Linked DNA regions of Homo sapiens: region 2 is linked to region 1. Evidence: read pairs that join two places in POLR2A ChIA-PET (ENCODE). Cell type or tissue: OCI-LY7. All regions are shown on one strand.

Region 1 (8,000 bases):
ACTATTTGTCCACACTGTACATACCTGCTCAGTCCATCCCCTGGGAAGTTGCTTTTGCCATAGCTTCCTCTTTAAAAATATTCCTACACCCATGCTGGTTTTGTATCTGTTCAGTTCAAATTTAGATTCATTGGTACTTTTCCACAGTTACATTTCTTGTTCGATTGATGTTTCCTTTTATTTATTCTGAAGTTTTCGATGTAAGACAAACAGGAATACCACCTTCTAAAATTACTACTATCCTACCATCCTCCGATGGAACATTAACGGGAAGCAATATTCTCCAAAGCTATGAAGCATACACTGCCCTAAATTACATTGCAGTCGCTGCCCTGAGCTCACACATTTTTGAATAGAAAGGCTCCCAGGGATCTCTCTGTACTGACTGCATTTACTGCTTTAAAATATTTTTAACCCAGACGCTGAAGTGCCAGCCTTGCAGTTCCTCATGCTAATCCCAGCTTGGGTGGCTGTTCTTAAGGGAAAGCATTCAAAACATTGTAACAGTGCATCAACTTTGACCCTTTTCACTTAAACATGAGACTCTTAAAAAAAAGTTTGAATTCCAGAGGGAATCACTGAACTTTGACCTGCTTAAAATTAGTTTTGTTTTAGTGCCTTCACGGTGACTCAACAGGCCAATTTTCCAGACACTTAAGACGTTTCTGCCCCTGAAGATTTCAGTTCAAGTCTACAGCTATGTTCGCCGGTCAGATCAGAACACTTTGTCCCAGGGTTTCAAGCAACAAATTCCCAGATCTCCATCTCTCTGCCAGATGTTGGCATTACTTGGTATTAAGCTGGATCTAAACACACACACACACACACACACACACACACACACACACACTACACGATAAGAAGACAGACTCTAATATTTTTTTCTTCCACTTAGAGCCTTTTAAGAAACAAAGTTTTCCACTCAAAATTCAGTCATGGGGAAATGTTTATCAGAATTGTATAAACATTACTTACTAGCATAACTCCTACAACACTAAAACTCTTAACTTTCGGTTAGCAGTACTATGACATATTTAAAATATGGTCTTTCTAAATCTATCTTTATCAATGGGGAAAAAACACGCTGGGATTTTGTTTTCTAATCTATTACAGATTTTAGATATTGTTAATGAACAATTATCACATCACAAATGAACAATATCACACTGTTATACTTTCTTTCAGTAGAATTTCAAATATGACGTTTGTTGTCAAAAAGTCATGGCAATTAATAAGTAACATAAATTTACCAAAACACTAAAGGTATAGTGCATGTTCAGTATGATTTAGTCCCCCAAAACTCATCCCCCCTTTAAGAAAACAAAACTTTACAAAAACAAATTAGCCAATTTCATTAATATAAACCAACGTGTTTAAAAAGAACAAAGTACCTATTAGTTTGGAACAAGTCCTACATAAACCCTGTGTTTAAAAATGTTTAGAAAAGTCAAGGATACATGCATTCAAGTAAGAAAAAAAACAACTGGGTAGTATGAAGCCAGAAAACAAAGAAATTTTAACACAGGTAGTTAACCAGGGTAAAATAATTACTATAAACACAAATTAGTCTGTATAAATCACATATCATGTTAAACAAGAAGTCATTATTGTCTCCAACTGTTGAGCTACCTTTATTAAAAGGTGATGTTACAAAAGTGTGTTCCAGAGCTTCATGTTCAAACACTGGTTTACACTTAAATCTATCAACTTTCAAAAAGCTACCAATGATATTCTTAAAATATAGACATTTGATCCCTATTGTAATGCACTAAAGCTGGAAGGCAGACATTACAAAGATGGTACAGGGTCACAAAAACTGACCACAGTAAAATTATCTTTTAATTGTTTGCTCTCCTTATACTCAGAAAAGAAAAACTACTCACCTAAGTCTCTCTGGCAAACATTTCCTTAATTTCCTACATATTTAAGAAGGAACACAATAAAGATGTTCAAAGTGGGAGGAAATGGTGAATTTCTGGATACGTATATTAATTTAGTCCTACTTCATTTTCATTTTACTCATAAGTCATTCAACACATAAACACTGAATGACCGCAGAGTTCTTAAAATAAGAAAACATTTGGAATTCCTTCCAGTTATGTTACATTTCAAGCACATGTAACCATATGCGTTCTTTACTGATGGCTAAGAAAATAATTACTTATAGTTTTGAAAACTGGGTCAATTATTTATATGAAGAGGTGAACTGGAATGAAAATTCCAAGTGCTATGAACTAGTGCCTTCAAATGACATAAAAATTAATATGCATTATGTAAGATGCTAATGAATACACATACTTACAGATCAGACAGTCAATGGCAGTATTTAAATAAAATTATACTGAGATGTTCTCACGTAAGGACCTTATCTGAAGAATCTGCCAACATAGGATTAGCATTGTAGTTACTTAATCCTTTGTTTTAATAATAAAATATACTGCTAATTATGTAAGGTATTTGGCCTTGCATTCCAAAAGACATATTCGCATTTTTCTTTGTATACGTTGTAAAAACTAATGCAAGGTAATGTGACTTTTTTAAACAAACATACCTTGTCATCTAAGTTCAAATGTATTTTACCATGTTAATGGTCACCTTAGAACACTACTCACTTAAAGATCAGCCATTATTCACAGTATTTTTCTCTCCATCTGAAACTGTTTTCTAAGTCTGTGCACACATATGCAAGCACACACACTTCTAAATATCCTCAATGGTGACAAATTTCATAATTTGAAAGTCAATTTTAGCCATTTTCATCATTTCAGAGAGACATTTATAGCCAATTCTGGTGAATTAAAAAAGGATGATGAATCTTGGTATAAAATGCGATTAGAAAGTAATGAGATGGATGTTTTAGTCAGGCTTGCAAATGATTCAAAAGACAATTTCGAGAGAGGAAGTTTTTCCAAAATGTTTTGAACAATGGCATCATTGGAAAAGGGGTTTTGCTTCTCTGGGTGACAATTTTGAAAACAACATTAATATGAATGCATAAATTATAGTGCAATCGTTGTTTTCAAAAATCAAACTCTGTACTTTGCAATCATACCCTGCAAATATTAAATAGAGCAAATCTACATTTTTCCTGTAGATGGCTATGTATGTGTATTCTGAAGCTTCCATTGGGTGAAACTAACCATAAGTTGCATTGCAAAATATCATATATAATATAAACTTAACATAACCCTTTTAATCTTTCAAAAAATATGGCATGCAATTTTTTAAAACCCTATTTTCATTGTCAGATATTTACAACAAGCCCCAGTCTGTAGGCTTCTATAAACTTTTCTCTCCTATAAACAGTCAAAATCTGGCAAGAGCTCACTGTGGGATTATGCACAAAAACTGCAAATTTAAACAAGGTGCGAGCTTATACTTTTTCACACATTATTGTATCATGCTGCACCAGAACACTAATGTATGCACAGTTCCAAAATAGCCTGGGCTATTACTGCACAGCCTTGAAAACTACTAATATCCTGATGAGAGCACCTTTCAAAAGCTGCTCCTTTATTATTGCACTTCGGTAAAAGGTTGCTTTCATTATTTGTATTTTACAATAGAAAATAAACGAAGAAATGTCCATGACATTGCATCATCATTCTAAGGTTTTATTTCTTATTAGACTTTTTGTAGTTACAAAAGTTGTTTCATCAATATGACTATGACAATGGGACTCAATACTATTTAATCGACTCAATTATGGAACAAGTGTGCTATTTTTCCTTAGCTGCCCTACTTTCCTTTAAGTTGCATTTGAATTATTGATGAAATTGCAATAAAGCATTTCTTTGTTACACATAGTTTAGAAGTAAAGAAGGATGTTTCATGGTTAATTTTTAGACTCACAGGGATAAAATAAACACACTTGTTGTCCTTTCAAAGAAAGTCAATAGCATGGTACAAGCTTAAAAGAATGACTTTTCCTTTTTTCCCCTATTGTTTTGAGAACATAACGTGCTGAAACAGTGAACATAAATGTAAAAGGAGAAAATGGTAAGTAAGAGTATAGTATAGAAAATTCTGTTCCAGGTCTTCCTAGGTGATAAAAAAATTTAAACTACGATAAATTTAGGCTCTGCTTTTCCTCAAGTATTTCAAAGACCCATTTAGTCACGTAGCAGGCCACGAAAAACAGTACAGTGAATAGTTTTCAGAATAAGGACAACATTTCTTACTTAGGCTACTAGGATCACTACCTGATGTCCCTTCATTCTTTTTTCCAAACAACAGCCAGAATAATCTTTTTAAATCATAATTTTGAATCTTTTAATTACTCTCCAATGCTTTTATGATTAAAAACCCAAAGGCTTAAGAGGACCTACAAGATTCTATGATATATGACCCCTGCCTCCTCCAACCTCAACCTTCACAGCCTTGGCCCTTCTTTTCTGTGCCCTGGCCACACTGCTCTCTTGATCCCTTAACAGTCCAAGCTTTAGCCCATTGCAGAGATTTGTACGTGCTGTTCTCTATGCTTACTCACCCACAACTTCTCCACCTAGTTGGCCCTTAGTGCTTTTCATACCATAGCCCAAATGGCTCTTCCTCATGAAAGCCTTCTGGGACTTTCAGAATAAAACAGGCTACTCTATGTATCCTTACAGCTGCCTGTACTTTTCCTCGATAATACACTCGATAGCACTTATCACTATACATATTTATAATACAACGTTCTTAGCCCACCTACATTCCCCAAGTCGCCTGAGAAACTAATGTGCTCCATTTCTTCTGCAAAATATACGATAGGCCTACCTGGCACCTGAATGGCAGAAAGACTCCTCTAGTAACCCACACCATCCTGCTCTCACCACTTTAATTGTCTGCTTCATCCCAAGTCTGCTTATGTCATTTGTTATTGTAATCATGAAAATTAACTAAATATGACATAATTAGGGAAATATAAGGGCAAAAATGAATGTTTTATTGACACCAAATTGAATGCTTTGTAAAGACGAAAGGCAAATTGTTTATAAGAACCACTATATTAGTTGTCACCTTCGTAACACTGGGATGAAAATGTTTTAAAACTAGAAAATTCTGCACTTAGATTGCTTGCCAAATGCCTTCAAGGTCTCCTCCATTTTTAATAAATCAAAACTAAGAAGCATTCAATATATATTTTGGTGTGGCTTACCCAAGAAGATAATGAGTCTTCACTCAGGACACCCATACTTAAGTCTGAGTTCTATACCAATTAATTGGCAAATTGATAAACACTGATGAACAATGAAACATTGATAAATTAATAAAGCACACATGTTAAATATACTAAAATGTTTAATGTAAACAGCATTTATTTAAGATTCTATGCATTTGTGATTTTTAAAAGAATGAACAGTCCAGCTACCACTCACAACAACACTGGAGGAGAGAGCATCTCTCTAGTCTATTGGTATGGTCAGCTGACTCACCTCCATCTTCCTCATTAGACTGGAAGCTCCGTAAGGGTAAGGACCAAATCTCTTCTGCTTACCATTGTAACCCCCTTACTCAATTCATGTGTAACCAAAAATGGACTTTCAATAAAAAAGGTTTAAATGAATGAATAAGAAGTTAAGATTAATCAAATACAACGCTGTTTATTTTAAATTACTATGAAGATCAATATGTGGCTGGGCATGGTGGCTCACACCTGTAATCCGAGCACTTCGGGAGGCCGAGGCAGGAGGATCACTTGACATCAGGAGTTCCAGACCAGCCTGGCCAACATGGTGAAACTCCATCTCTACCAAAAAATACAAAAGCTAGCCAGGCATGGTGGTACGCGTGTGTGGTCTCAGCTACTCAGGAGGCTGAGGTGGGAGAATCACTTGGACCCAGGAGGCAGAGTTTGCAGTGAACTGAGATTATGCCACTGCACTCCAGCCTGGGTGACAGAGTGAGACCCTGGCTCAAAAAAGTTTTTAAAAATCAGTATGCAAATGCAAATAGTTATAAAGCAATTAACAACAAGTAAGGATGGAGTTACTTGAACATTTCAAGTCATAATATTCTTTTGAGAGACAGTCTACACTCAATAATGGAAAGATCATTTGTACGTATATTTTTAAAGAATCTTAATTTTATTATTTTAAAGATAGCACACTAGCATAACAAGGTTCTGCCTTTTAACTTATGAACTATATTTAAGATTATGTGATTAGGTTTCCTTAGGGACTGAACCATGATTACCATATCCTTATTAAGACATCTATATACTGGTTCCAAATCCAGCTACCTTTTAATTTTATCCATAATGAAAAGTAATAATAATGCTACCCGAAATGTATTTATCCCCTTTCTTCCAAGAAATTTAAAGCAACCAGTATCTCATGAGCAGGTACTGTTAAATATAAAAACAAGAGAACATAATTGAAATGGATTTTTATTAGCAAAATAAAAGATTTTAATAAGGAAGCTATCTTAAGTTCAGGCACAAGATGACTCTAGGATAATTCTTATAAACTCGTCTGAGTTTTACCAGGAAAGTGCTTATAAATATTTAAAATTCCAAAAAGATGGGTAAGAACTTATTATACATATGGAAGGTATTGTGTTTTCAGTTTTTCTATTGCTGAGATGACACTAATAAAGATATCTTTTCATTATTGCATTTAACTGATCTATACATTGATAAATCTGAAAAAAAGAAACAATGGAAGAACATTCAAAAGCATTCTGGGATATAAGGCAGGATATGGATCATAAATTAGAGCCAGATATACAGAAGGGTAATGGTGTCAGTGTGGCCCCAACCTTTTAGTTAATTGTGGGGAATTGCTAAACAGAAAGAAATGCTAAGTCATTATGACCCTGGCTAATGCAAACACACACACAGATATACACTCACATGCATACACACACACATTCCCTCCATGATTTAAAAAAATATTTTAAAGCATCCCAATTCTATTCTAAAACCTAATTTTTCTTCAGTTCACTTTTTAATACTTGGAGCTCATACTACCTCATTTAAATAGTAGCACATGTCAAACCCATTAAATTGCCAAATTCTGTCTCCAACGCACTTTGTCCCCATTTGGTACATAACTTATGCTTTAGAAATCTAATTCAGTAGTATTTGAAGTGGGTGCAAAAAGAAGAAAAAGTCAACTGGCATGTTAGAAGAAAATATTACAGCTTCTAATTACGTTTCTGATTTTATAGATATTCTTTATTTACTCTTTATCTTATCCCCTTTCTGTGTGTTTACTGTTTAAATAGAGTAATATATTTTTTATTGACGGTTTATATACATGATCAGAAAAATTAGGAGAGCACTGACTTAGACGTCCACCTGGGAACCTGAAAAAACCTAGGACTACCCTTTCTGGCTGATTACCTCTTGTCCACGTACTGAGCAACACTATACCCCGTACATAAAGAGACCCCATCACCACCACCATATGTGTAGGTCCAACAAGCTGTCCTACCTCCAGTTAAAATGTTGCCTTGGTTTCATTCCACAAAGACATTTTCTCCAAAGCCAGAAATTCAAGATGATCTACAAGGTTGTATTTGTTAATCCAATTACTAATAAACTGACATGGGGGCCCTCATTTTCACAACAGGAAGAAGTTAATGTTAATGCTCTCCTCTCTCTTGTTTCACCATTTTGTCACACATAACAGTTTTCCTGTGCTTGAGGAAATGCATTATGGATTGCCTTGTCTAATTTTTAGCTAAATTGACCCTCATAAAATGGACAAGGGGTTTAAAAAGGTTTTCTTCTCAAAAAAAAAAATCGACAGATTTTCAAGTAATACGAATAACGCAAACATAAGTAAACCCAGGAAAATGGCAGAATTGCATCTCATGGACCAATTGCTAGTTCTTTGGCATCCGCATTTTAATAAAAATCTGAGAATTCTAAAAAATAGAGAAGTTATCAGAAAGGTTGTTTGTAGTGGATGCTGTGGTGCGCTGCCCAGCGGCACTTGCTCTCCCAGCTGCCAGGAGTATCGGCTGCTGGAAGCTCCCAGTTCAGTCCCTTTCCAAGAATAGCCCTAGCTTAG
Region 2 (8,000 bases), 390 kb after region 1:
TGGTAGGATCACTTGAGCCCACAAAATCGAAGCTGCAGCGAGCTGTGATTGTGCCATGCCAGCCTGCAATACAGAGCGAGACAGTCTCAAAAAAAAAAAAAAAAAACCAAGAAAAACGAAAATACAAACCCATGACTGTTACACCTTCAGTGTGAAATGTTTGTTGTTGTTGTTGTTGTTGTTGTTGTTGTTGTTGTTGTTGTTGTTTGAGATGGAGTTTCATTCTTGTTGCCCAGGCTGGAGTGCAATGGTGCAATCTCAGCTCACCACAACCTCTGCCTCCCAGGTTCAAGCAATTCTCCTGCCTCAGCTTCCCAAGTAGCTGGGATTACAGGCACGTGCACCATGCCCGGCTAATTTTTTTTATTTTATTTTATTTTATTGTATTGTATTTTTAGTAGAGAAGGGGTTTCCCCATATTGGCCAGGCTGGCCTCGAACTCCTGACCTCAGATGATCTGCCCGCCTCGGCCTCCCAAAGTGCTGAGATTACAGGCATGAACCACCGCTCCCAGCCCGTGAAATGTTAAATATGCCTTTCTCAAATGAAAGTGACCACCTTGACTAATCAGATCATTGTAACTAGGCATTAAGCCTTACACAGAAAGATGTTGAAATTCTGTTAAGCTTCCCTAAACTCTCTCTCTATAAACAATCCCAAACTTCTAAAGTTCAGAACGCTGACTTCCATTCTTTGGGATCCGTGTTTCCCTAGCACTGTCCTTAAACTTTGCACTTGAATAAAGTATCTTTAAACTAGATTCTGACCCTTTTGATTATTTTAGGTTGGCACATCCAACAGAAATGGGGTTCCTGTTTTTTCAGCATTGGAGCTCAGGACGCACCATCCCAAAATATGACCAGAATATGCCACATCAGGATATGCTTATTTGATGTATTTCCAGTTAGTTATTCTGAGACACTGTAGACACAGGAGTAGCTCTGAAAAACTGTCTTTTTGTAAACAAAATTTATATCTATAAAGAAAAAAACTTTGATAAGAATCTCATCAACCAGGGAAGATTTTATCACCAGGGAGAAGATTGGACAGGTAGACCTTGTCACAGGCTATTACCTATTCTTCTGATGGGGGACTCTGAGACAACTTTTATCACCTGAGAGACTTTTTATCTGCATAACAAGACAACCTATGCTTGCTATACACTTCCTCTCCTCACCCTCTTATAACCTGTCACCACCTCCCCTCAATAAGCCCCAAGCCCTGATTCCTTTTCTGTAGCTCAGGAATACTATATAAACTTCAATCATCTGGCCTTTCTTTGAGTCTCATATTTTATGGGACTCCCATGTGTACGCACAAAATAAATTTATGTCTTTTCTCCTATTTATCTTTCTACTGTCAGTTTACTTCATAAACTCAGTTATGAAAAGGGTAAAGAAAGTTTTCTCTCTCCCACATCACTTTCCTCTCCATTCTCCAGCTGCTGTTTCCAGGACCCACGGGGTTAAGTGTGGACCATGAATTAGAGGAAATGGTTAAAAATCTCATTTGTCTGTGACCATTATAATCTGGCACTGGGGGCCCTCTCCTATGGCAAATGCCCAAATTCTGGCTTTCTATTGCATCATGGTCACTTACGGATTCTTCACAACCTCCCCTCCCCCTTGTCCTCACCTCCTGTGGAGACCACTGCCTTGCACAGCCCCACTGCAATGATGCACATTCTGTCTCACCTCTAAGGATTCTCCTTCAACCCCAGCTCTGGCATTATTCCCTACACAGCCTCTGACCCCTGGGGTCTCCTTGCCCCAGCAAGTAGCCTTCTTAGACAGTGTCCTTTTGAGGTGTTTCTATGACACCTTTCCTCAGAGTTCACATAGTTCATGACGTCTTTGCTCTACTAAACTCTGGAACTGCAAACTGCACCCACTGAAGACCCCTCTCTTGACTCTAACCACAGGCAGCACCAGCCAGCCTTGACTGTCCCAGGGCAGAGCTGACACTGCTATGTTCCGTACACCAGTGGCACAAGTCAAGTGTTCGCAAGCTACAGATCCTCTAGGCAAAGCATTTCTCACTTAATTTTTAGTGAATGCCCTGTTGGGGGAATGGGAGAATCACTTTTTTACCTCTTCCAGGGTAAAGAAGTTTCCAGAAATGCCAAGCTCTCCTTGCTTGGCTGACAATTTTTTATTTCCAAATAATCTTATTTCCTTTCTGTTCAATTTCCAGCCTTCTATTAAATATAAATTGGAGATAAGTTAGAGGCTAAAGCTTGCAGAATTAGTTTAGTCATCCTTTAGAAGGTTCTTTAGATGTGTCAAACGTGTTTGGAATTTGGAGGTAGTATCCCTCCATGCTCCGCACTGAAGCCTCAGTGGAACAGGGCCCTTTTTTTTTTTTTTTTTTTTTTGAGATAGAGTCTTGCTCTGTCACCCAGGTTGGAGTACAATGGCACACAATCTCAGCTCACTACAACCTCCACCTCCCAGGTTCTGGTGATTCTCCTGTCTCAGCCTCCCAAGTAGCTGGGACTACAGGAGCCCACCACCACGCCTGGCTAAGTTTTTGTATTTTTAGTAGAGACAGGGTTTCATCATGTTGGCCAGACTGGTCTTGAGCTCCTGACCTCAGGTGATCCACTCCCCGCTCAGCCTTCCAAAGTGCTGGGATTACAGGTGTGAGCCACTGCACCTGGCCCAGGATGCTATTTTTTTAAAGGATTAATCAGAAGAAATATGAAGAGTAAAATTTTAAAATTCAGGGGAAAGGCTGAAAGATAACATTGATGAGATCTTTCTCCCACCTCAAAAATTGGACACTAGGAGAGAAAAATTAAATTAGAAGATCAAACAAGGAGGTCTAATGTCAAACAAATAGAAGTTTAAGAATGAGAAAAGAGGGAAAGCAGAGGAGACGAAATCATCAAAGATATAGGAAAGGAAAATTTTCTAGGATGAATGACTAAGGACCCATGTTATGATAAAGCTCCCCAAATTAGCAATAAAAAGAGACCCTGAATACCTCAAGGAACAAAAAACAGGTTACACATAAAAAGGACCTGAAATACGAGCCCCTTTGGACTTCCTATCAGTAACACAGGAAACTAGACAACAGAAAAGCAATTCCCTTAAAATTCTGACGAAAAATCATTTCTAACCTAGGATATTATTCAAAATCAAGTATTAACCTAGAGCAAAAGTAGAACAAAAAGTCAGGCATGTAAGGAATCAAAACATCTACCTCTGATGCACTCTTTATCTAAAAACAACTAGAGCATACGTGCAACACAAATGAGGAAGTAAAGTAAAAAGGAGAACGCCACACGATTCAGAAAACCGGGGATGTAACACAGAGAGAGGGTAAAAGATGCCAAGAGGAAGTCTTAGGCAGGCAGCTGTGCAGCTGGCTCAGAGAGAAACCAGCACAAATTAGTGCAAGAATGAGAATGGTAGCAGAAAGAGTACAGAGACAAAAAAGAAAATGAACTGTCAGATACATTTAACCTAAGTAAAATTACATTGAGAGGCTGTCAGGAAGTTGGGAATTGGAAAGAATTCATAATAAATATATAGTAAGGTAAGTAAATAAAAGGAAATAATGCAAGAATTAACTGCAGGAAAAACAAAATGAGGTATAAGGGGAAAAAAATGTAACCATAGTACACTACTTGACTCACCAGTGACTTTTAAAAATGGAATTCCATCTACTACTCAAAACCTCTCAGGGGCATTTCACCACACTTAGAATAAAATCCACACTTACCAGGACTAAGGAACTTCAATGATGTGGCTCCACTCCTGAAATCTCCCCTCTCAGATTATGCTCTGGGAAGTTTCATTTGCTGTTCCATATGCATGGGACACTCTTACCTCCAGACCATGGTACTCAGGTGTCAGCTGAAAGTTCACCTTTTCTGTGAAGCTTTCCCTGACCAGTCAGTATAAATTTGTACCAGCTTTCTCTCAGTTCTGTCACTACTGCATCATTTCATTTTATTCATATTGCATCACTGACTGAAAATATTTGATATGTTACTATATGAGGATAAATTGTAATAATATTAGTTAATACTTACAGTACTTACATAGTACTTATTTCAGACCAGACCCTGTTATAAGTGCTTTATATTTGTTTTTGGATCTTTGTTGCAGACTGTCTCCTTCTATCGCACAGGCTGGAGTGCAGTGGCACAATCTTAACTCACTGCAACCTCCACCTCCTGGGTTCAAGTGATTCTCCTGCCTCAGCCTCCTGAGTAGCTGGGATTACAGGTGTGTGCCACCATGCCTGGTTAATTTTTTTGGTTTTTTTGTTTTGTTTTGAGATGGAGTCTCGCTCCGTCGCCCAGGCTGGAGTGCAGTGGCGCAACCTCGGCTCACTGCAACTTCTGCCTCCCAGGTTCAAGTGATTCTCCTGCCTCAGCCTCCCGAGTAGCTGGGACTACAGGTGCCCACCACCACACTTGGCTAATTTTTGTATTTTTAGTAGAGACGGGGATTCACCATATTGGCCAGGCTGGTCTCAAACTCCTGACCTTGTGATCCACCCGCCTCGGCCTCCCAAAGTGCTGGGATTACAAGCATGAGCCACCACGCCTGGCCTTTTTTTTTTTTTTTTTTTTTTTTTTTTTTTGTATTTTAAGCAGAGATGAGGTTTCGCTATGTTGGCCAGGCAGGTCTCAGGCTTCTAACCTCAAGTAACCCTCGGGCCTCAGCCTCCCAATGTGCCGAGATTACAGGTGTGCACCACTGTGCCTGGCAACATGTTATTTTATTTAATCCTCACATCATCCATGAGAGGTGGGTTGTACTAATACCACCATTTCATAAACAAAAAAACTGAGGCACAGTTTAATAACTTGCTGGTGGTCACTCAATAGCAAAGCTGGGGCTCACACACCTGCAGTCCAGTCCCAGTTTGTGCTCATAACCATGTGTTATATGGCCTTTCCCTGCAAGTTGCAGGAGAGCTGCAACTTTACCTGCTCTTCACCCTCTGATATGGTTTGGTTTGGCTCTGTGTCCCTACTCAAACCTCATGTGGAATTTTAATCCCCTCACGCCAGGGGAGGAACCTGGTCGAAGGTGATTGGATCTTGGGGGTGAATAGTGAGTGAGTTCTCACTTAAGTGGCTATGTTTTCTGGGGTATATACCCCAGGTTCATCCTCTCATGCCGGGAAAATTCAGAACAGACACACACAGGGAGTTTAGGAGCACAGGTTAATAGGCAGAAGAAGGAGAAAGGAAAACAGCCCTCTCTCTAATGAGAGAGAGGGGACTTCTGAGAGGAAACACCGGCGGGTGGCGAATGCACCAGATTTTATAGTCAGGCTTGAGGAGGTGGTGTCTGATTTACATAGGGCTCACAGATTGGTTCAATCAGGTATGATGTTCACATAGCGCACTGGGAAGGCTGGTCACCCCACCCTAATCTTATTATGCACATGAATTCTCCTCTTGGCCGGCACCAGCTTGTCTGCTCCTTACTGTACACTTGGCTGGCAGAGAAGGGAAAATGGAGCCGCCATCTTAACGTGTCTGGTTCCTAGTTTCTGCCGGCATTCACCCGTGCAAGCTCCCAGCTTGCTTGTCTATGTGTGGGGCTGCTTTTCATTTAAAAGAAAAGCCTTACCAAGGACTCCCGTACCCTCACTATCTACCTAAGTGATTTCTTCTTAACTCCTATATCATCATAAGATCTGATGGTTTAAAAGTGTGGCACTTCTCCCTTCTCACTGTGTCTCCTGCCACCATGTAAGATGTGCCTTGCTTCCTCTTCACCTTCTGCCATGATTGTAAGTTTCCTGAGGCCTTTCTGGCCATGATGAACTGTAATTCAGTTAAACCTCTTTTCTTTATAAATCACCCAGTCTCAGGTAGTTCTTTATAGCAGTGTGAAAACGGACTAATACACCCTCACAGCCTCAAGACCTTGAGCAGTGTCTGATGCTTACATAATGAGTACTCCTCAAATATTTGTTCAATAAATGCATTATAAGAATCTCAGTTATCCTGAGGCAAGAGAAAAGAAGAGGGTACAAACTTTTCTTTTTATTTTTTTGAGACAGAGTTTAACTCTTGTCACCCAGGCTGGAGTGCAGTGGTGCGATCTTGGCTCACTGCAACCTCTGCTCCCAGGTTCAAGCAATTTTCCTGCCTCAGCCTCCCAAGTAGCTGGGACTATAGGTGCACACCACCACGCCCAGCTAATTTTTGTATTTTTAGTAGAGACAGGGTTTCACCATATTGGCCAGGCTGGTCTCGAACTCCTGACCTCAGGTGATCCACCTGTTTCAGCCTCCCAAAGTGCTGGGATTACAGGGGGATACAAATTTTTCCTCCTTGGCTATCAGTTGTACCACTTGCCACATCTCAGTTTTTTCCACATTTTGATACCAGCTGCTCTGGTTCTTCCAGTTTTAGGGTCTCTTGATCAAGATATTGTGGTTTCCTCTCTAGAAACAGGCTCCATAACATTCTTCTTCTTCTCTCTCTCTCTAATTAAGCTATTGCTGTATTAGCACTTGTAAGCTACCCAGTGACTGCAGGACATGACTGCCTCACCTTCTAGTCTGTGCCCAAGGTGAAATGGATGTGGTAGTGATTCTTCCACAGACCAAGTGGATCCAGTGAGTTGCCTATAGGACATCCAGAAGACTCACTGACGGAGTGTTGTGGGAAAGAGCAGAAAGCTAGAAACCACCTCTCATTGGATCTTTAGTCCAGAGAGGAATCCAGCACGCAAAATGCAGAAAAATATGATTTGTCCTCACGTGGACATGAAGCCAAGGCATTCTGGAGAGAGTCAGGGATATGGTCAGAGAGCTTAGGTGGCCAGGAAAGAGAGCTCTACATGTGTTTCCACTTATGGAATCAAGGAACTCAATACAAAGTCCCAACAGAATCAACTCATTCCTCTCTATTTTCCCATACCCCGTCAGACCCCTAGTCCAAGTCACCATCATCTCTTCCCTGCATCCCTGCCACAGCCCCTAACCTACGCCACAAGGAACTCACCCTTGGCTTCCTCTCCAGAGCACACTTTCCTGACAATGAATCTTCTAATTCTAGCATCTTTTACAAACCAGGTATCCTGAGAATTTCCCAAGTCATCATGTCTTTGTTCCTTTTTCTTAACAGTTCCTACCTCAATTTATCCCTTTTTCTCGGGCATTTTACTATAAAACAGCAAGAGAAAACCAGGCTACACCTTCAATACTTTACTTGGAAAGCTAAGCCAAATATCCAAGTTCAAACAAATTCTGCTTCCCATATAACTGTAAGACACAATTCCACAGTTTCATTCCACTGTATGACAAGGATCTTTTTCCTCCAGTTTCCCTAAACATGGTCCTCATTTCTTTCTCAGCCCTCACCAACAACACATTATGAAAACCTACACTTCTGCCAACCTTCTACAATGACTTTGATATTCTCTAAAATGAAACACATTTTCTTTACCATGCTCTTCACTTCCAAGTCCTCACCAGCAGCGCCTTTAACATCCCTACTTCTACTAACAGTCTTTCTAAGGCAAGCTAGGCTTTTCCTATCATGCTTCTCAAAATTCTTCCACATGCTGCCCAACACCCAATTCAAAAGCCACTTCCACATTGTTTAGGTATCTGTTACAGTAGCACACCATTTCCAGGTACCAAAATCTGTATTCGTGTACTACTGCTGTTGTAACAGATGACTGCAGACTTTGTGGCCTGAAATTATACAAAATTATTCTTTTTTTCTGACGAAGTCTCACGCTGTAGCCCAGGCTGGAGTGCAGTGGCACAATCTTAGCTTACTGCAATCTCTACCTCCCGGGTTCAAGTGATTCTCCTGCCCCAGCTTCCCAAGTAGTTGGGTCTATAGGCGTGCACCACCACACCTGGCTAATTTTTGTATATTTAGTACATACAGGGTTTCACCATGTTGGCCAGGCTAGTCTCAAACTCCTGACCTCAAGTGATCCACCCACCTTGGCCTCCCAAAGTGCTGGAATTACAGGCATGAGCCCAGCCTCAAAACTACACAAAATTAT

The links. Peaks named below come from ENCODE experiments on the same cell type or tissue, not always from the same donor. Only the 100,000 strongest peaks of a DNase experiment are listed, where the experiment ranks them.
Region 2: POLR2A ChIA-PET joins it to region 1 with 12 read pairs; 2 of 35 experiments call an interaction of 5 or more read pairs at or near these places.

What each region holds. Positions count from the first base shown.
Region 1 is chr12:24,537,789-24,545,788 of GRCh38, forward strand. It overlaps a transcript of SOX5 not described here. Among named protein-coding and RNA genes, the nearest start is that of LINC00477, 42 kb to the right of the region's middle. In OCI-LY7, no CTCF peak of the experiment used is centred here; no DNase peak of the experiment used is centred here.
Region 2 is chr12:24,928,545-24,936,544 of GRCh38, forward strand. All of the region lies in intron 1 of BCAT1 (branched chain amino acid transaminase 1), which reads right to left. Among named protein-coding and RNA genes, the nearest start is that of BCAT1, 17 kb to the right of the region's middle. RefSeq lists an enhancer at 3,020-3,209. In OCI-LY7, no CTCF peak of the experiment used is centred here; a DNase peak (open chromatin) is centred at 3,327; H3K4me3 peaks cover 1,232 bases; H3K27ac peaks cover 1,415 bases.